Linked DNA regions of Homo sapiens: region 2 is linked to region 1. The links are chromatin loops, found by intact Hi-C in ENCODE. Cell type or tissue: PC-3. All regions are shown on one strand. Links, peaks and the distances in the headings refer to the core of each region. The heading gives the core; the rest is flanking DNA. Region 1 overlaps TLE3 (TLE family member 3, transcriptional corepressor). Region 2 has its middle 2.5 kb from the start of SALRNA2.

Region 1 (2,845 bases), core at 346-2,845:
AAATGCACCCAAGACCCACACTACAATTAGTGGCAGGGCTTTCTTCTACAGAACCCTTGCAAACCTAGGGAGTGGCCAGCTCCATTAGATCAGGGTTGCATTTCACGGCACAGGTTTCTTCACCTCCTTGCCTCTTTGTTCCTCCACAGCCACAGGGTGATTTCACCCAACTCAGAGACTGCCATAAGCTTGCAAAGCCACTGCATTCAGAGCACACATGTTCAGGCTGGGAACTCAGGCTAGAGGGCAAAGGTGAGTGGCAAGCAAGGTAAAGTGCCCAGTGGGGAAGCCAGAGGGCTGGATTTGAATCCCAGCTCTGCCCTCCTGGCCTCCCTGAAGCCTCAGTTTCCTCACCTATAAACAGGGGGCAAAGAATGCCTCTATCCACCACTGGCAGCTGAGAGGATTAAATGAGACAACGTAGCCAAACCCCAGGCATTCTCCCCTTAAGAACCTTGTTTGGGGAATGGCCAGAAATCCCAGATGTACACAGCTGCTCTTTATATAAACCCCACCACCAAATGCGTTAAGATATTTAACTCTTCCTGCGTTCACAGCATCCCCAGGACTCACAGAACAGATCTGCTGCGAGCCAAGGTGGATTCTTAGTGCCAAAGCACCATTCATTCACAGACATGCGGAACACCACCCATGCAGACCTCAACATGCAACGAGACATTACACCTTAATTACCAAGCTCTTCCAATAACTGCTGCTATAAATTTTAAACCTGGGTGCAATTACCCTCTTTAAACACACCCAAGATACTATTTGAGAAAAAAAAAATTAAGACAGGGCAGACAAAGGGAGGAAGTGGCACCCTGCATACACCCCAAGGTCCTTGAAACACCTGGGCCCCCAGTTCCATTTCAAGCATTCTTCCGGGACCTGGCCCCTTCCAGTTGCAGAACCTGTCTCTATTCTATTTTTCCAAGGAGAAATATCTTTACGTATAAAGCCCTGTCTATTATTTCTGTGTGTCAAGAAGTAAAAACATGGTAGCCTTCATGTGCCTTCCTAAGGGACTAACTAATCCCTCAGGAAGCCACAAGCTGGCTTCCCACACATTGCTCAATAAACTCAGGCCCCTTTCTGGCTTCCCTTCACCCAACACTGGGGGCTCCCTCCAGGAGGGGAAAGGAAACTACAGATCCCAAAGGCTCTATAGGAAGCCACCCGAGTGGGTAGGAATCTGCCCACTTTCCAGGGTCACCTGCCCTTCTCACCTGCCCTGGGTCCTGCCTCCTTAAAGAGCAAAATTGAAACCTTGTAAACGACTGTTAATTTAGAGCAGAAAATCCATTCAAGTCACGGTCACCAAAGGCTAGAATGAGTCAACAGCCTTCTGAGATTTCATGAACACCAATTGTTAAAAAGAACAACCGGCCTGCCTGCTCCATTTATACGTGCCAAGTCAACTCTAAACGTTGGCCAAGCCAAATTATAGGCAGCCTTTCCTCAGAACACAAATACACAAACAGGCCTCTCCCACAGCCCAGCCTAGCACTGGGACTAGTTACTGATATGCACTGAGATAAAGGGTGTTTGTATTTGCTCGGTTTGAGGTATACTGTTATTAGAAGAGTGACAATACCAGGTAGTTTACATATCCATCAAACGACACCACACTAGCTAAACTGGTTTGACTTCAGGATTTCAAAGCTGAGCTCAACCCCCAGCCATCTCGAAAGTCCTGGCTAGGCTGCCCCTGGGCAAGTTACTTCACCCAGGAGCTTCAGCTTCCTTCTCTGTAAAATGGGAACTCGGCTGCCTTCAAATCAAGACAGGGATGAGAAAGCCACCTTGTCAATGCAAGGCACTGAAGTTGTATTTCATTCTGGCTTCATATTTTTAAGCAGTTAGTGGCTTCGTTCCCTTAAATTTCGACAGCTCAGCCTGGCTTTTAAGGTTCTTGAAGTTTAATCTTATCAAGGCAGAACATCACATTTCTGCAAAAAGAAAAAAAAAAGGAGAAAGAAAAAAAAAATCCTCCTGCATTTCCTCTTGAGAATTTTACATTAAAACAGATAAAAGCAGCCAGCCACCTCTGGGCTTTCAGGAGTTTGTAAAGCAGATCCTGGAGGTACAACTTTCCCTTTGGTCCTTTATCCTCCACCGAGATCCAAGACCAGGACTAATTTCACAAGCTCAAATGCTAAAAGCTCAACATGTCTAAAAAAAAATCAGCAAAGCCTCAGACCTTGCATTTCAAGGACTGGATCCATTCACTCTTCAAGGAGAAGGGGGAGGAATCGAAGAAGCAGGCTCACTTTCAAACAAGAGAGAACATAAGAAGTCCACATATATAAGTTTTTAAAAAATGAAATATATTTTTAAAAGAGAAAAGCACTTACCTGCTTGTGCATTTCAATGTTCAAGCCATAGGACATCTCATAGTACTAAAAGTAAAAAGAATGGCTATTAACAGACAACACAGAAATCTGGTCATTTTTCAAAATCAGTTTTTTCTTGGAAAGGTTTTGGCCAAATCATACTTTTACGATACATTTGCTAAAGAAGTTTAAATCAAACCCCAAAGCCAGCTTACAGAGCGGTTTAAGAGCTGACAAGGGCGAGCGTTCCTCTCATCTCAACAGAACGTTATATTATGTGGTAGTAAGGGGAGCTGGGCCTTCCCTCCCACAAGCACCACATGTGCCCTATATCCTGTTTATACAAGGTTCAGGTTCAACAGGGAATCGTGTGTACACTGGGACCCTCTTGTCCTCTGAGAGTTATTTAGCACTGTGTCGAAGGCCTCTTATGTGGAAAGCAGTGCAGGGAGCCGTGCCCTCTCACAAATGAAGATTAAAACTTGCTGGGCAAAAGGAAGACAGTCTGCCTA
Region 2 (2,906 bases), core at 217-2,716, 540 kb after region 1:
TGCCAATATTTGCATGTCCATTCAGAAAAGAACTCCAACTGGCCTTGCTTGGATGTTCACACCCTTAACTAGTCCCTGTGGCCAGGGACAGGGCATCCTGGTTTGGAGTGAGTGAGGCAGTTATTTACCTGCCTGTAGAGGACAGGTGGAAAAGGGGGAGGACATTTAGCTCTTCAAAGAAAAATAGCAGGTGTCCACATAGGGACCTACGAGCTTTCCCAAACTGGGGACACCAGTGCTGGCCATGGGAAAGGGACCTTTGTTGGGGTGGAGGCACAGGGGAACGCCTGAGGAGTGAAGCTGTGATGGGGCTCGGGGCTGCCTATCCGGAGGTGTGCATTTCCCTGCCTGTGCTCCCAAGAAGGAGCCCCAAATGTTTCTCTGGTCTCTCTAAAGTGCTCAGCAGGGAGCAGCAAAATTACCAAGTTTAGCATAAACTCCCCTCCCCACCTTGTCCCAGGACAAAGTAAAGAGCTGGTGAAACTGCTCACAAACATTGCCAGGTGTGCACAGAAGCAGGCACACAACAATGAGAGTCTCCGGACCTGGGGCAGGGAGTCCCATCCTGCCAAATGCAGAGTCCTATCTTTGTTGACAACTTAATCTCTCAGAAAGTAGGGGAACAAGAACAACTGCTTCCACAGACTTAATTGTGGTCAACAAAGAACTGGCTGTTGAAATGGCAAAGAAAGGAAATTGAGAAAACATAACCATACACTCAGAATGTGTTTGTGGACTAGGTATGTGTCCAGAGCTGCCGCTCGCCCCTTCTATTTTGGACACCTGAGACCTTGCACATTAGGTATGGGCAGGGCCACCTGGAAAAGTCAGATTTAATGCCTCCAGAAGCTGCCCACAGTCATCTAGGGATCGAAGTTTGGTGAATCAGTACCCCAGCCCCCCAGCTTCCTTTTCCTTTGTCAGACAACTCTGCAGTGTGCTCTACAGGATCTCCCAGGGGTCCCCAGCAGGTTAAGCTTTCATTGCCTACAGCAGTAACTTGCATGATAACACACACACAGCAAGCAGTAACTTGCACACACACAGCGGTAACTTGCGTGATACACACACAGCAGTAACTTGCACACACGCAGCAGTAACTTGCATGATAACACACACAGCAGTAATTTGCATGATACACACACAGCAGTAACTTGCATGACATACACACACAGCAGTAACTTGCATGACATACACACACAGCAGTAACTTGCATGATACACACACAGCAGTAACTCACATGATAACACACGCAGCAGTAACTCGCATGATACACACACACAGCAATAACTTGCATGACACACACACAGCAGTAACTCACATGATACACACCCAGCAGTAACTTGCATGACACACACAGCAGTAACTCACATGATAACACACACGGCAGTAACTTGCATGACACACACAGCAGTAACTTGCATGACACACACACAGCAGTAACTCGCATGATAACACATGCTGTATGCACTTCATTTCCTTCTTGTCTCTCGTCTCCACTCCTTCAACCATTTCCTTTCTTAAAAAACTATTTGCACTTACATCCTTCTCTCAGGTTTTATGTCTGGTGGGACTCAAACTAAGACAATGCAATAGCTACAAAAGTAAATTCTAGGAACCTGGAGACATAGTAGTACAGTGAATAATTGGATAGGCTTTATAGTCAAACCATCTATGCTTGCATACACCACTAGTGTGTAAATATTTAATATTCAAACAATTGTTGTATATAAACTTTAGGAAGTAGATTTCAAGAAAGGCAGAACTGGAAACTCTAGAAAAAGGAAGATGACTCAAGAAGGAGAGGGGACTTGTTAAAAGTCTGAGAATAGACAAATAATTCATTCGTCAGAGGTAACCACAGAAATACAGTGACTTCCCAGGACAGGTGTTTAAAGGACAAAGGGCAGAGGGAGTAGTCATGAGCCAGACAGAGAACAAAGGCCCCCTGCCCCAGCCTGCAAGATGCTGGGGAGACCAAGCCCCAGAATGCGCTGCAGCTTGCAGATATCCCAAGGACAATAGAAAGAGCTTTGTTAAAGTATGCCCCAAACAAAACAGAGAGGGAGAAAGGGACACACTGGCGCTTGGAGCGGAGTGTGCTGTTCACGGGTGATGGAGAAAAAACTGAACTATTCAACTCCCGTCTTACTCCTGTCTTTCCCATCAAAGCAAACGATTTAAAACATAAAAGGTGAAGACAAACAGAGTTAAGAGGAAATCAGCAGTCAGCTAAAATCCCAGCAGGCTCTCTGGCTTCGCAAGTTTCCTAGACTGGTAGACAGACATGCGGGTGAGCCAAGGAGGCTGGGCTTGGGCTCAGACGCTGACAAGCTCTCTTGGTCAGCGGGGCAAGTGATAACCAGAAGTGGGCTGCAGGCTCTGGCCTCAGCCCCAGTGTGTTTTCCAAGAAACTGAATGAAGATACTAAACACAGGGCTTATCACAGAGATGCCTCCAAACCAGCGGGTCTCAACAAGGGTGATTTTGCCTCCCCAACAAGGGAAACTTTGGCAATGTCTAGAGACCAATTTTGGTAATTGCAACAAGGCTATGGTGGGGGTGCTACTGCTATCTAGAGAGTAGAGCCCAGGGATGTGGCTGAACTTCCTGCAAGGCACAGGGCAGGTCCCATGACAAAAAATTATCTGACCCAAGATGTCAGTAGTGCCAAGATTGAGAAGCCCTACTCTGAGAAACCCCCCTCAAGAGATGGCTGTTGAGTGAATTAATGAGACGTTGAGCATCCACTATGTGTCCTGAGAAAGCACAGATGACTAAGACACATTCTCTCCGCTCACGAGCTCATACTTTCTTCCAAGAAACAGATACAAGTGGCTGTGTTACAGTATACAACATGCTTTAATGGAAACGCTATGGGAGCAGAGACCAAAGAACCACTGATC

The links. A loop is a pair of places that touch in the nucleus more often than their neighbours do. Peaks named below come from ENCODE experiments on the same cell type or tissue, not always from the same donor. Only the 100,000 strongest peaks of a DNase experiment are listed, where the experiment ranks them.
Region 2: a loop joins it to region 1, with 15 times the contacts of the local background. A loop is called at or near these places in 2 of 110 quality-filtered maps.

What each region holds. Positions count from the first base shown.
Region 1 is chr15:70,092,178-70,095,022 of GRCh38, forward strand. TLE3 (TLE family member 3, transcriptional corepressor) reads right to left here. Exons shown (of 20, transcript NM_001105192.3): 4 at 2,355-2,399. Among named protein-coding and RNA genes, the nearest start is that of TLE3, 4.3 kb to the right of the region's middle. In PC-3, for the core only: no CTCF peak of the experiment used is centred there; a DNase peak (open chromatin) is centred at 1,664; H3K4me3 peaks cover 2,500 bases; H3K27ac peaks cover 2,368 bases.
Region 2 is chr15:70,631,294-70,634,199 of GRCh38, forward strand. No RefSeq gene overlaps it. Among named protein-coding and RNA genes, the nearest start is that of SALRNA2, 2.5 kb to the right of the region's middle. RefSeq lists an enhancer at 1,861-2,399. In PC-3, for the core only: no CTCF peak of the experiment used is centred there; DNase peaks (open chromatin) are centred at 1,398 and 1,748; H3K4me3 peaks cover 513 bases; H3K27ac peaks cover 2,238 bases.